2 separate regions of the Homo sapiens genome follow, and region 2 is linked to region 1. Evidence: chromatin contacts called from ENCODE Hi-C or POLR2A ChIA-PET data. All regions are on one chromosome and are shown on one strand. The core of a region is the stretch at or near the end of the contact, and the rest is flanking DNA. Distances in the headings are between cores, read along the strand shown.

Region 1 (7,592 bases), core at 3,190-5,689:
GACCTCGTGATCTGCCTGCATTGGCCTCCCAAAGTGCTGGAATTACAGGCGTGAGCCACCGCGCCCGGCCAACACTTCTTATGGAACTTTTAGTGCACCCTTTTTTTCATAGTCTCTGCCCATAGGTACTGGTTTCCTTCAGGAAACACCAGCTCACACTCATTTGTGCTGCCAATTCAGCGAAGAAGAAGGGGCCTGAAAGAGTCCTGGCCTCAGAGGGACCAGAGGCCTGAGGGCCTCAGAACTCCAGTTCCATGTTGTCTTGGTCTCCAAGATCCTGTCTGTTTTATCATTGTCTCCTCACTATTGGGCTTTGGAAACAGTCTGTTCAATTCCCAGCCCTACTGATGGAGAGAAAGAATCTGGAGACAGGAGTGGATATATATTGCCAGCTTTCAAAATTTTCCATTTGCTTTGAGTTTGAGTTGGGGTAAAACCACTCTCTTGAGTCCCAGTTTTTCTGTGTGTAAAATATAGCTCAGAAAATTCCATCCTTAGAGTGAAATCTAATATTATGAGGGCTATGTGTGTCTTAAAATGTATGAGTCCCCCTAAAGCCCCAGTGATGATCACTAAATACCACTTAAAGTAACCAAAGGTCCTTGAAGAAGTGGTAGATTCCAGTCTAGGACAGCAAATATGTAAGATGTGCCTAGAGAATCTTATAATCCCAAAATGCAAGCAGGCTTTTAAAGCACAATAGGCTGTGCCAAAAAGACTCAGGAACCAATTTGAAGAAGCTCATACTATCTAAAGACAGGACAATTTAGGCGTCAGTAAGATAATTACTGCAAATGATTACAACACATCCAATTCCTTTATACCTATGAGTTCATAAATGATTCTTAAAAAAACAAAGAATCTCATTGGTCACCTTTGGAGGAGTCTAGAAAACTGCCTCATTATTTTGATAACTGATAAATGAAAGAATTGAGCACTTACTTACATTTACCATATGAATTCCACCTCAGGAAAACCAAGTAATTGATTAGGAAGTTTTTCTTTATATAAGTGTGCCAGCTAACAAATAAAAAGTAAATGACAGAAATAGAATATAACATTTTGCAACCCCAAATGAGTAAATGGATCCAGCCCTGGGGTTCTCAGCTTAGCACGGGTCACATTTTGGGTAAGATCATCCTTTTGTGGTGGGGGCTGTTCTGTGCTTTGCAGGACATTCAGCAGCATCCCTGGCCTCTACCCACTGGATTCCGGTAGCATCCAGCATCGCCAGACATTGCCACATGTTCCCTGGGACTGTAAAATCACCTTTGGTTGAGACACTGCCATAGGTGATCATCACCAATGGCGGCTAATCACAAAACGAGGGACAACCAGACTTTATGTCACTCCTGATGGGAGTATATACGACCACCTTTGAAGTTTTTGCCAAAAAAACACAACCAAAAAACCCTAAAAAAAAAAAAAAAACTGATCTGAACTAAGCCTCTATATCTAATTTCATTTTACAGGACAAGAAATATGAGGCACACACGTGTGTGCACACACATGCACACACACAAGGCAACCAGCACTGCAGGAATGCAATCAGCAAAATCCAGACTGTGTCAAATGCTAAGGGCAAATGACATGGTTTATTGAACAAAAATTGCAAGGAAGAAGCAATGATGGGGGCAAGCTATAAATTAAAAGAGTCTTATAATAAGGGGCATAACAACAAATTGCACGGTGTGGCACCTCAATAGGATCCCAATTTAAACAAATTGTTAAAAAATTCTAAGATTCATGAGGAAAGGTAAACTTTGACAGGATATTTGGTGATATTGAGGAATTATTTTTTAAAGATGTTAGTATGGTATTGTGGCTATGTGTTTAAAAAGTCCTCATTCCTTTAGAGACATAGCTGGATAATTATAGATGAAATGATGCGATACCTGGGATTTGCTTTAACATGATCCAGAAAGGTGGTGCACAGATGCACTAAGATTGGTCATGTATTGATAATTAATGAAGGTGGGTGATGGGTCTATCAGGTTCATTGTGCTATTATCGACTTAAACAATGTTGTATTTTTTTTCTTTCTAATTTGGTCTGGAGGTCTCTCTCTGGAGAGTAGTTATTTGGTTGTAGATGTTTACAATGTGCCTTTCACAAGGTACTTCTTTATCCTGGTGGACGGCCTCATGCCTGAGTGTCTCCACCTGTGACCAGGTGTCCCTCTCACAGGAAACTCACTTATACTTGTGCTCTCGTCTGACCTGTGTCTAGCTTATTCCTACTAAGATAGCCACGCTCTAGGAGAGCCCTGAATGGGAAAGAAGTTAGTTAGGTTTGAGTGTGTCAGTCAGGTAAGACCCAGAGGAGGCAAAAGAAAATGCATGAAATAACTGAAGCAGTGTATTATTTACAGATCCTGGAGAGAACAAGACAGCAACCTCAGGGCGAATGGGAAGAGGAGAGCTGTCTGGGACATATGTGCTCGACCAGTGGGTTGGAGACTGGGGAAGGGACTTGTGGGCCAGAGCCTTTGTTGGGATCCAGGGAATTACCCAGATGGGTTTCCCTTGAGGAGTTGTCATTGGTGGATTTAGAGCAAGCAGGCAGGAGTCCCACCAGCTAACGTTATGACTGAGAAGTGGTCGTTGAGTCATATCTGCATAGTCCGCCTGGGGTGCGGGGTCAGGGTGAGTCAAGTGGGCTGTGTCTATATGTCCCATAGGAAGTTGGCTGCCAGGAGGCAGTTGTGTAAGGCAGATACGTGGATTCATCACATTGAGGAACTGGGAGGAGGCAGAGAACTGGAAACTGTTTCACATGCTTCTGGTATGAGAAAGTCCAACTTATATTTAAAATGGATGATGAAACATAATATCTATATATATTTTTCTGAGATGGAGTTTCACTCTTGTTGCCCAGGCTGGAGTGCAATGGCACGATCTCTGCTCACTGCAACCTCCGCCTCCCAGGTTCAAGCGATTTTCCTGCCTCAGCCTCCCGAGTAGCTGGGATTACAGGCATGCGCCACCACACCCGGATAATTTTGTATTTTTTTCTTTTTTAGTAGAGACAGGGTTTCTCCATATTGGGCAGGCTGGTCTTGAACTCCCGACCTCAGGTGATCTGCCCGCCTTGGCCTCCCAAAGCGCTGGGATTACAGGCCACCGCACCCGGCCCCATAAATTTGTAAGACCTTGCTACACTTGTGTTTGACTATTTTCATAATGAAAAGTTAGAAATAAGAATGCACTCTCAGAGAAAGTCCCAACATTAAGAGAAGGTTGTGTTTAGTCCATCCCCTCGGCTTTGCCCCATGGGGACCCACCTGAACACACGCTAGCCAATGTGGGTTCTGTTTTCTGCCCTGGAGCCTGTCTGTAACAGGAAGCTCAGGAGTGAGTAGAGATGAATAGAAGGGTCAGGCCCTGTCCTCATGTTAATTAGCTATTCATCGTAAGGAATGGATTAACTGATTCATGATTTTCATAAATTTATTGGCCCTCCAGTTAATGAAGATCCTAATGCAGTATCTTTTGGCATACATCATTCCTTTGCGGGACTGGCTTGTCCCTTTCGGCAGACTGCCGAGCTTGGCTATGCAGAGAATGACAGCTGCTCACATTTTGGGCTTGAGGGAACTGGTGTGTCCTGTACAGAAGGTGGAAGGAGGCGGGAAACCTGGAGAAACAGGCTGGAAAGGGTAAAAATGTCCCAGTGAATTAATAATGCATGTGCACTTCCAGCACGCAGGCTGGCACTGAGAGGCTTGCTGTTTTCTGTCGACATCTGCACATCAGGATAATGGTTTTGAAGGGTTAACCTAGGGCTACTCTGTCTCTCCTTCCAGCTCCATCATTCTCCTTTTGCCAGCCCCTCCCTCCCCCAAAGCAGCCAGGCCATCTAATGCTTGTTGCCTCAGGGGACGGATGTGGTAGGAGGGAAAGCAAATAGCCTGGGTGCCTTTTGCTGACTTACACGTGTTTCAAAGGACTGCGCCCTTAGGGAGAAATGTCAGAGGATGAGATTGGCTCCCTACACCCGTCCTCATCCTCAAATCTAGATGAGGTTTCCCTGGGGTTAAGAAAGAAGGAAAGACAGTGGGTAAAGCATGATCTTATGGAGAGAGTAGCCTGCATTCTACTTCCTGGAGCTGGCTGCAGAGTCAGACCAGGATGGGGGCGGGGGGCCTCAGCAGACATTGCAGAAACTCCCAAGCCCCAGTGTGGCACAGGCCAGGCCAGGACGATTCCCCCCGCCCTCCACTCATCTGTGCTTAGACTGGTCAGGAGAGCCAGTGGGCCAGGAAGGCAGACAGAGGCAAAGGATGTCTCAGGGGACCTGTGGGCCAAAGGCTGCCTCAGCAGCCACCTGCACAGGCAGGTGGCAGCAAGAACCAGGTGACAGCCCCTTTGACATTGCACTAGGCTGCACTAGGCCCCCCAAGGCCGAGATGCATAGCCATTACATCAAAAACATCCCAGTGGAAGAGAGCAACAGTAGGTAGTTGTACATGATCTCATATACGTACTATCACTCAAGACAAAAACAAAACAAAAAACCACCGAAACCTCAAACCAAAATATACCAAAATATACAAACAGAAAAACCACTCTCTTCCTAAGTAAAAAAACAGACATTCTTTAGCATCCAAATGAACTCAGAAAATTAGAGAAATACAGAATAACACAAAGAAGAAAATGAAATCTACCTATCAGTTTATCAAATATATATCATTTTAATATTTTTATGCCTGTATTGTATAGATGAAAAAAATTGAACTCATACTGTATATGCCTTTTGTATCTTGTTTTATTCACTTAAACAGTGAACATTTTCCTCTTCTATTAAATACGCTTCTCTAAAACACTTTTAAAATTTAGCCAATACCTTGTATTGGTGTTTTAGGTTGTCCCAAGTTTTGTTATGTACATTATGTTTTTATGACAAATAACCCTTGGACATAAATGATTTTGCACATCTCTGTGTTTTTAAGCCATTAAATATAGTCATGTACCATGTAATGATGTGGCAGTTAATGATGGACTGCATATATGATGGTGGTACCATAAAATTATAATACAATATTTTTACTGTACCTTTTCTATGTTTATTTTTTTAATTTATTATTATTATTTTTTGAGACAGAGTCTTGCTCTGTTGCCCAGGCTGGAGTCCAGTGGCGTGATCTCTGCTCACTGCAACCTCCAGCTCCTGGGTTCAAGCAATTCTCATGCCTCAGCCTCCCGAGTAACTGAGATTTTACAATCATGTGCTACCATGCCCAGCTAATTTTTGTGTTTTTAGTAGAGACCGGGTTTTGCCATGTTGGTCAGGCTGGTCTCAAACTCCTGGCCTCAGGTGATCCGCCTGCCTCAGCCTCCCAAAGTGCTGGGATTACAGGTGTGAGCCACTGCACCTAGCCCTTTTCTATGTTTAGGTATATTTAGGTACACAAATCCTTACCATTGTGTTATAGTTGCCTACAGTATTGAGTACAGTACCATGCTGTGTAGGTTTGTAGCCTAGGATCAATAGACTACACCTTCTAGCCTAGTAGGCTACACCATCTAGGTTTGTGTAAGCTACTCTGTTGATGTTCGCACAACAATAAAATTGTCTAATAGTGCATTTCTCAGAATGTAGTCCTGTTAAGTGACCTGTGACTATATTTTTGAAAGAGTTGTTTATCCTTGTTATCTTCTGGTTGTTTTCCATTTACACTTCTCATTATCTCCTCAATACACAAACGCTGGTCCCCATCACTCTATAGTAATGGATTAGGAAGAGGATAGCATTGACCTCCAGGGTGCAAAGCCAGTGGTCTCTTCTTTGTATTAACTAATGCCCTGGCACTCTCCCTGAAACCCCTGCTCTTTTGACCTCAGGGATGCTATGATCACTTAATTTTCCTCATTCTCCCATGATTCCTCTTTTGCAGCCTCATTTGCTTGCTTATCTTTTTCACGTTCTCTTTAAACTGGCACAACCCAACATGCTCCCATCACCCCTCCTATTCTTCATCCTCTTCCCCCAAAAGGGTCCCCTATGCCTAATGTGCAGAAGACTGTCAGGCACTCCATGCGCTTCCAACAGCTCAAGGACTTACCCATTGCTTATTCTAGAGGCAACTCTGACCCAGGGTAACCCTGCACAAACCAGAGACTCATGCGGTCTAGTTTCAAAGGGAATGCTGAATTTAGGGAAACTGTCTAGCCTCCAAAGGAATTTAAAAATAACCCAAATCCTTTATTCCCATTTTCAAAGATCATCAAAAATGGAATCCAAATACAGAGTTCACAGCAAATGATTCTTCTCCTACTTTGTTCTCCATCCCAGCTTCCCCTGCCAATTATTCAGAGTCTCTTAACTCTTCAAATCCTAGAAAACGCTCTCATCCCTCTCCATCATTCCTTACTCTCATGACTTTCTTCTCCTGATTGCAGGGCTGTCACCATCTTGCACTGCCAGCTGTCCTCTCTGAAGGTTGAACTCCTAACAGAAGTTTCCTCATGTTTGTGGTAGCAGCACCTTGAGAAGTAGAGAAGACAAGAAGAAAAAAGGAGTCAGCACAGATGACAAGCTCTGCTTTTTAGTGTACATGGTCTTCCCCAGTATGCACATTCTTTTCCTATTCTTGACTTATCTCCCTTAACGATAAAATGGCCAAGTTAGAAACCCTAGACACTCTTATTCTCTTTTCTTTCTTTCTTTCTTTTCTTTCTTAAGAGACAGGGTCTCATTCTGTCACCCAGGCTGGAGTACAGTGGCACAACTGTAGGTAGCTCACTGCAGCCTGAAATTCCTAGGCTCAAGTGATTCTCCTGCCTCAGCGACTTCGGAGTGGCTGAGATTCCAAGCTTAAACCATTGTGTCCTGCACTTCTCACTTTCATGGCTGTTATCCTGGGGGTCATCAACTTTTCTAGATCTGATTACAGAAATGTCTCTTCTTTTTTCTTTATTGCTGCTGTTAAAGCTTTGATCCAGATCTTTCTCAAGTCTTAGTTATTTTAGAGTCTGTTAGCTGATTTTCCTGACATGCATCTCTCTCGGTCCTCTAATCTTCCATGTACACTGCTGCTGCTGCTGCTGTGAAGCAGATCTGGTCACCTCAGTCTCTTGGTTGACAATCTTGCATTGCTCCCCATTGCGTGCATATGGCTGAAAGTCCTTTCTTTGGCATCGACAGTCCTTCATATTGTCTTTCCTTCAGGATGTCCCTCTCATTACTCTTCTCCATGGTGCCGCAGCTCTCTCACATTGTCTGTTCACTGCTCCCCAATCCTCCCTTCACTTTCACTCTTTGACTTTCTGTTCATGATGTTTGTACTTCGTGGAACACCCTCCTGCCCTCTCTAGCTGGGTGACTCCTTCACGTTCTTCAAGGCCCAGCCTTGCTGCTTCCTCTTTCATGAAACCACCTCAGTGCTATTTTCCAGCTCAGGGGCTTTCCACTTTGTGCTCACAGGAATTTGTTTGTGCCTTTATGATGTCACTTATCACACTCTGTTTATCTTTCCTACTACATTGTAAGCTCAAAAGCAGGAGCATTATTCGTTTTGGAAAAATCTCCAGTACCCAATCTGTAGAAGTTGCTACATAAATGATGCCTTATTCACACGCAAACAAATTAGT
Region 2 (7,592 bases), core at 3,539-6,038, 110 kb after region 1:
TGCCGCCTGGCTTGCATGGAACTGGAGACACGAATCTGCATTTTAACACAGTGATCCTGCTGCAGGTGGTCCAGGCATCACACTTGGAACAGGGCTTGGCAAACTCCTTCTATTAAGGGCAAGACAGTAAATATTTGAGGCTTTGTGCACCCTGTGGTCTCTGTCACAACTACTCAACCCTGCTGCAGTAGCTCAGAAGCATCCACAGACAGTATGTGAACAAATGAGCCCGGATGTGTTCCAATACCCCTTTTTTTTTTTTTTAACACAGGCAGCAGGCAGGCAGGATTTGGCCCATGGGTTGTGGCTTGCTGACCCCTCTAGAGCAGGGGTCCCCAACCCCTGGGCCACGGGCCACTACTGATCTGTGGCCTGTCAGGAACCAGGCCACACAGCAGGAGGTGAGCGGAGGGTGAGTGAGTGAAGCTTCATCTGTATTTACAGCCGCTCCCCATCACTTGCATTACCAGCCGAGCTCCGCCTCCTATCACATCAGCAGCGGCATTAGATTCTCACAGGAGCGTGAACCCTATTGCGTGTGAGGGATCTAGGTTGTGGGTTCCTTATGAGAATCTAATGCTTGATGATCTGTCATTGTCTCCCATCACCCCCAGATAAGATCATCTAGTTCCAGGAAAACAAGCTCAGGGCTCCCACTGATCCTGCATTATAGTGACTTGTATAATTATTTTATTATGTATTAATAATAGAAATAAAGTGTGTAATAAATATAATGCACTTGAGTCATCCTGAAACCATCCCCCCACCCCTGACCCCTAACCACTCTGGTCCATGAAAAAATTGTTTTCCACGAAACTGATCCCTGGTGCCAAAAGGGTTGAGGACTGCCGCCCTAGAGGATGCATGAGATAACCGAAGATAGTGTCTGGCACATGGTGGTATCTCAGCCCCAGCTCCTCACAAAAGCAAAGCTTGAGACAAAGACTGCCATGCAGGCTGAGTGGCTTATTTAGGAAACATAGCCGAGACAGGGGCACTAAACAGGGAAGGAGAGAGATTCAAAATGCAGATGTGTCATTGAGTTAGCTGCCTCTAGGGCAACTGGAGGCTTGCTCCCCAGGACTCTCTAGAAGCGTGATGGAACATGTCTCAGAATCTCTTCCTCAAGGGGCATAGATGTATGGGATTGTTTCTGTCCTGTATTGACCAAGGTCTACCCCTAGGGTTGTCAACTCTTTCTCATTGCTTTATCTGTATGTGGGCTCTGCAGAGGTTCTAGAAACAGAGGTGCTGGGGACGAACGTGAGAAACATGAGGTATGTGCCTACGGTGAGGCATGATGAGGCTGTGCCTGCAGGAAACCTACATAAAACCAGTTGTTGAGGCAGCAACTGGAATTGAGAGCGAGGGATTTGAAAAGCAGTGGATGGATAGGTCTGGCTCAGTGACCATTCATTTATGCTGAGGTCAATTGTGATGCGGTTCATTATTCTTAGGAGGGAACCGAGGGGGACAGCAATGGTTTTCAAGCTTGTCACGCTTGGAAATGGTGCCATGTGGTGAGGCCTCATGGAAAAATCAGCTGTAGAGTGCCCTTTTAAGAACTGCTAAGCACTAGTTGATTAAAACATGTAGACATTACTTGTTTCTTTTTAATTTCCATCATATAGTTTATTTACGTAAATATTTATTAAATGTAAATCATCGTAACAATCCTGTAAGACAGTGATCATCATTCCTATTTTACAGATAAAGCTTGAGCACAGAAAAGTGAAATAACTTGCACAATGTAACAAATATTTCCTTTTTTGCCTTTTAATTTTGAGACAAGTTCTCTCTCTGTTGCCCAGTCTGGAGTGCAGTGGCATGATTACGGCTTACTACAGCCTTGACCTCCCAGGCCCAAGTGATCCTCCCACCTCAGCCTCCTGAATTGCTGGGACTACAGGCATGTGTCACCACACCCACCTGATTTTTAAGAAAAAAATTTGTAGAGACAGGGTCTCCCTATGTTGCCCAGGCTGGTCATGAACTCCTGGGCTCAAGCGATCCTACCACTCTGGCCTCCCAAAGTGCTGAGATTACAGGCGTGAGCCACCGTGCCTGGCTACAAATATTTCTTGTCTCTTTGTGTGCTAGGTGCTTCAGTTACTAACTAGCAGAGGGAGATTTTAAATCCAGGCCCTCTGATTCTATGTTCTTTGTTTTTTCTAATAGTGATTTGGAAGGGAATGGAGAGACCACTCACCACTTCTTCTTCTCCTTCTCCTTCTCCTTCTCCTTCTCCTTCTTCTTATTGAGATGGAGTTTTGCTCTTCTTGCCCAGGCTGGAGTGCAATGGTGCAATCTTGGCTCACCACAACTTCCGCCTCCTGGATTCAAGCGATTCTCCCGCCTCAGCCTCCTAGGTAGTTGGGATTACAGGCATGCGTCACCACACTTGGCTAATTTTGTATTTTTAGTAGAGACGGGGTTTCTTCATGTTGGTCAGGCTGTTCTCAAACTGCCGACCTCAGGTGATCTGCCTGCCTCGGCCTTCCAAAGTGCTGAGATTATAGGGGGAGCCATCGCACCCAGCCCAGAGACCATTCACTTCCAACCTTTCACCCAGTAAAATAATTTCTCTTGGTGTACCCCTGGTGATGAGGGGAATGCTAACTTACCTGTCAGCTCATTTTATTTCTAAAGTGTACTTAGTATTCATTTACATCTTTCATCAACCATTGATTAGAAGCAATTTGGACATAGGAGAGGATATCCAAGTCATGGTTACGTGGTCCAGAAGAGAATCATCCACCCAGCAATTTGCATGGCATGTACGGGATCCTTAAAGCAAGGCCACTGGGTAGAGAGGGATCCTGAGAGGCTGAAAAGCAGGTAAAGGAGGGTGAAGACAGGTAAGCAGAGCTGTGCAGTAGCCTCAGAAGTTCAGACTCTTGGGAAAACCGTTGTCTCCCTTAAAGGCATGTGACTCCTTTGAAAGTCACCCTTGTTGAGCTTGGAGAAAGTGCTGGAGAAGAGAATGCTACTGGATTCGCTCCACCAGAGCCCTCTGAGTCACACTTAAAATTAGATGGGGCAGTAAGAGTGTAGCTCAAGGGGAACTGTATCTGCCTAAATTAATGCTGACCTTGTTGGAATAACTCGCACTCTTCAGTATCTGCAGCTGTGGAGTCCCGAGGGAGTTGTCTGGCTACATGTGATTTTACATATCTGACAGCTAAGTCAGAGATCCAAATGCCAAATCCTGCACTCAGGAACATTATGTGGATTTGTGACACTCCCAAGGGGACTTTGGATCCATAAAGCAATGAATGGATTACAATGAGGCATAAATATAGCATTTTCATCTGTGACATACAATCTTGCTCTATTATTTCTCACATTGTTATGTGAAGGAAATCTATACCCACTCTCTCAGGTCTGTTCTCAGAAATTAAAAGAATGAAAAAGAGGTCTAAGAAAAAAAAAAAGCCTCTTGATGCATCAGGAATAAACTAAGAATAGGGTGTGGTAATTCCATGGAGGTAATTTGCAATATAGGGTAAACTCTGAGATCACGCGCATTATCAGGAAACAGCGATCTCAGGCCAGCATGTCAGCTCAGTCACCAACTAGCCAGTTGGCTTGGAGCAAATCACTTCATCTCTCTGGTCCTCAGTGTCCTGATTTGTCCAGTGGACTTCAATGTTAAAGGCATGTACTCTCAAGAATGGGCAAGATGATCCACTGTGTGGTGCCAGAAGAAAATATTAGAACTTTTTTTACACTTTAAAAATGTCTAATTTTGTGTATGTTTTTAAAATGCCCATTTATATTAGTACACATCTATTGTCTATAAATGAATAAATAGGCATATATTGGAAAGTTATATGCAAAAATGCATTCCTGCTAAAAGCATGGGAACAAGAAGTTTGGAGGCCACTGATTCAACCCATCAAGGTTCTACTGTAGATGGGAAGGCCCCTTTGTATCTGGTAGTCCATGATTCTGTGAATTTGAGAATTCTCTCACTTGTTTTCCTGAGATCCCCCACTCCCCATCAGGGCTGAGTACATCAGCTGTCCAAGGAAAAAGTTGTGTGCCCATTTGCGATGCGCCACAGATGTGTGGGCTCAGAAACCACAAGATGCTATTAGTGGACCTCTTGAAGTTGTGCCTTCCATATCAAGAGTCATGCAAATAATTATAATAACTTTCATTTGCTTCGTACAAGAGAGCTCACAAATCAGTTTCATAAGTAATTTCACATATGTTTCACTGAGAACTTCAGAACAGGTATTTTCCTAGGTATGAGAAAAGAGGTACAGAAACAGCTACCCACCTGGTATGCGACAAGGCTGCCACCCAAATTCTGCTCTCCTGATAAAGATTCCAGGGCTCTCTGCACTTATAACCAAGTACAAATACGCTCCCTGGATCCCAGGGGGAATTAGGTGGTGGTGTGTGAGGAGAGCAGTGTAAACGCAACCCCCAGCTACTTACAAAGAACGGCAGTGCTTGGGGCCCACAGTGGGAGGATCAATAGCATCATTCGTGTGTACACAAGACCTCCCATTATTCAGGGAGGCCTGGCAGAGGGAGAAAAGCAGATGCATGGGCTCCTCGTGCCACCAGCTGTCATGGCTTGCTACGCTGCAGTTCCTGACAAGTGCTGTTGTGACAGTCTCTCTACACAGTTGCAGGGAGCAGCTTGATGGGAACAGCAGCAAAAAGCCTTGTTTACAGAGGTGTGAGAGAACAAAGAGCACGTATATACTTAAGAGAATGTAATTTCAAGGACTTTGGTCCTGCCAGGTGTGGTGGCTCTGGAGGACAGCAGGTACTACCACATCTGTGAACTGGTCACCCTGTGCCCTGCCAGGAAATGGGACTTGAGGTGCAGGAGAGAAGCTTTCCCTGTTCCTTGTCTTCATTCAGTCTTGTGATAATGACCTGCAGAAACGTTTATCCTTTTTCCTCTAAAGTGGCGTTATGGCAGCTAAGACGTGTAATATTTCACCGCTAACCATGATGGCTCTTACGGGGTTGTAATAGAATTTAAATGTTTGTTTCCTCCTCTGCATTGCAAATCTCTTAAGGGTAGATATCCTGACTTGTTTATTTCTATATCCCCAGACCTTTCCCCTACCGAGTCTAACCCATAGAAGATATGTAATACTTGTCTATTTAGTGAAGGAACTGTAAATATATTTACATATTGGCTGTCCTTTTGGGAACTTCTTTTTTTTTTTTCCTGCATTAGCCTTAAAGTAGGACTCAACACATTAAAATTCACCATAAAGGATTACTTTAATGAATACTTGCCATGATGCGTATCACCAGCAGAGGATTACTATCAGGGTATGTAAAGAATGCCTACAAATCGATAGAGAAAGACACATACTCCAATTGAGAAATGGATGGACCAGCGATTAAACAGGAAATTCAGAAAGAAGGAAACCTAGTCTATACAAATATGAAAAAAGAAAGATTTCCATATTTGTAATGGCAGAAATGCAAGTTCAAGACACTGTAATGCTATTTTACTCCTTTCAGAGTAGCAAGCATTTTAACAACCTGATTTGTTGGCAGTGCTGTAGAGCTGTGAATTCTCTTACCAATGAGTGTACCTTGATACAACCCTGTGGCACCGTCAGGTACCATAGGAATTGTGCACCCCCAGCAGAAATTCCACTCCTAAGATACATTCTACCAGTTTTTCTCAACCATTTATGCAGAGAATGAAGCCCTAATGTCCTGGGGCATCCATTGTGTGAAATGAACTAACTTCTCATTTCTACATCTAGAATGATGTTAGTGATATACCATCCATGGGCAACTTAAAAAAATACTCATTCGAACCATCTTCTGTGTTCTGTGGTTTTGAAATTTTGCATTTATTATTTTTGGACTGCCCTTGACCATGGGTGACTAAAACATTGGAAAGCTAAACTGCGGATAAGAGGAAACTACTGTATTATTATACATTATAATATTAAGTATATTATACATTTATAGAATATATAAAATAATCCATATATTAAAATAGAATACATATAATTATTGTTATTGATATATTTATTCTTTATATTAATCCTTTTATTTCTCTGTGTGTAAAAATAGGTAATTTCAAGAATGTACCATGTTAAAAGAATAATGAAATATACCCCCACCAGTCCATTTGTACTGATGCAGTTGTGATGAATGACTCCTCTTATGAAGGGAAAGAAGTTTTTCTTTCCTCAAGTTTTTCTTGAGCAAATTATTTTAGACAGAATCTGATCATTTCACTCCCCAGTTCAAAAATGTATGCTGGTTTTTGAGTGCTGCTCGACAGAGTCTAAATTCTGAAGTCTGGTGTTCAAAGTGCTCCACAAGCTGGGTCCAGACCAATTTAGAAGCAGTGCTTCAATCTCTTGTCTTCAAGCACTTTACATTCCATTCAGATTGGAGTGTTTGCCATTTTCCAGACATACCCCCATGCTTTTCCATTTCATGCTGTTGCTGATCCCATTTTCACTTCCTGAGAACTCCTTCCCTCATTCATGCAATTTGACGTTACATACCAAAGCCTTAATAACATGCTTACTCTTTGACACAACAATTCTACCAGAAAAATAATTCGGGTTGTGCGTAAAGATTTAGCTTGAGGATGTTTACTCTAGCATTGTTTCGAATGTCAAAATATTAAAACTAACCTTAATGTCCTCAGGGGATGTTTAAATAAATCCACTGCACATGGAACACAGTGCGTAAAAGCATAGGCTCTGGAACTAAAAGGCAGACTACCCCAGCCAAGTCCCTGTTCTGGAACATTCTAGCTCTGTGATCTTAGCCTTTCTGTGTCTGCATATTCCTAATCTGTAAAATGGGAATAAACCAATATTTCCTTCACAGAGTTGTCAGGGGGATTTAATGTGTCAATATTTGTTAAAGCACTTAGAATACTATCCGGCATATTGTAAATTCATTTGTAATTGGCTGATGTTTCTCATCCATAAACCCTTGAGGTAAGGAAATGTTGCAGTCTATTTTGATGTCCTGGTTAAACCTGACATTGTACTAAGAATGAGTAAGGGTTAAAGGCAGGAGGGGTGGTCCAATCTTTTGGCTTCCCTGGGCCACACTGAAAGAAGAAGAATTGTCTTGGGTCACACACAAAATACACTAACACTATTGCTAGCTGATGAGCTAAAAATAAATCACAAAAAAATCTCATGATGTTTTAAGAAAGTTTATGAATTTTGGGGGGCTGCATTCAAAGCCGTTCTGGGCTGCATGTGGCTTGCAAGAGTGGGTTGGCCAAGCTTGGTTAAAGATATATGCAAGAATCACCGCCATTCTAGCTGAGTGCTTTTTAATTGGGGGTTCTAAAGTAGTGAATTTGAACTTGAATAATTCGTGGCAGGTGGCAGGAGAGTGAAGTAGGAGAACCCCAGGGTTGGAAAGTGAGTTTTATAAGGAAAGTATGAAGAAACTGGTTTGTTCTAGAAAGCCAAGTCGCTCTAGAAGGAGTACGGAGTAATAGATTATTAGAAGTACTTGGGTTCTGGAGTTAGAGCAAGCCACTCTAAACTTGAACTGTACCACTAACTACGTGGGTGGCTTTAGGCCAATTTCTTTCACCTCCAGCCTAGGGTTTCTCTTCT

Evidence for each region. A loop is a pair of places that touch in the nucleus more often than their neighbours do. ChIA-PET counts read pairs that join two places held with the same protein, here RNA polymerase II (POLR2A). Pooled maps may share reads with other maps.
Region 2: a loop to region 1 is called in a map of OCI-LY7, with 4 times the contacts of the local background. The contact joins two enhancer-like sites. A Hi-C loop is called at or near these places in 1 of 168 maps with a recorded cell type or tissue (OCI-LY7) and 8 of 50 pooled maps. POLR2A ChIA-PET finds 5 or more read pairs at or near these places in 2 of 52 experiments (H1 and OCI-LY7).

The regions. Positions count from the first base shown.
Region 1 is chr6:14,661,103-14,668,694 of GRCh38, reverse strand. All of the region lies in intron 1 of LOC101928354 (a long non-coding RNA gene), which reads left to right. LOC102724463 (a long non-coding RNA gene) reads right to left here. Exons shown (of 3, transcript XR_926514.4): 1 at 6,845-7,592; 2 at 6,374-6,486; 3 at 3,432-3,649. Among named protein-coding and RNA genes, the nearest start is that of LINC01108, 380 kb to the right of the region's middle. RefSeq lists enhancers at 7,211-7,330, 7,421-7,500. Within about 2 kb of position 4,439, at least 7 of the 41 ENCODE cell types and tissues checked have a DNase peak (open chromatin) inside an H3K27ac peak, as active enhancers do; they include OCI-LY7, where a contact is called at or near this core.
Region 2 is chr6:14,546,572-14,554,163 of GRCh38, reverse strand. No RefSeq gene overlaps it. Among named protein-coding and RNA genes, the nearest start is that of LINC01108, 260 kb to the right of the region's middle. Within about 2 kb of position 4,788, at least 3 of the 41 ENCODE cell types and tissues checked have a DNase peak (open chromatin) inside an H3K27ac peak, as active enhancers do; they include OCI-LY7, where a contact is called at or near this core.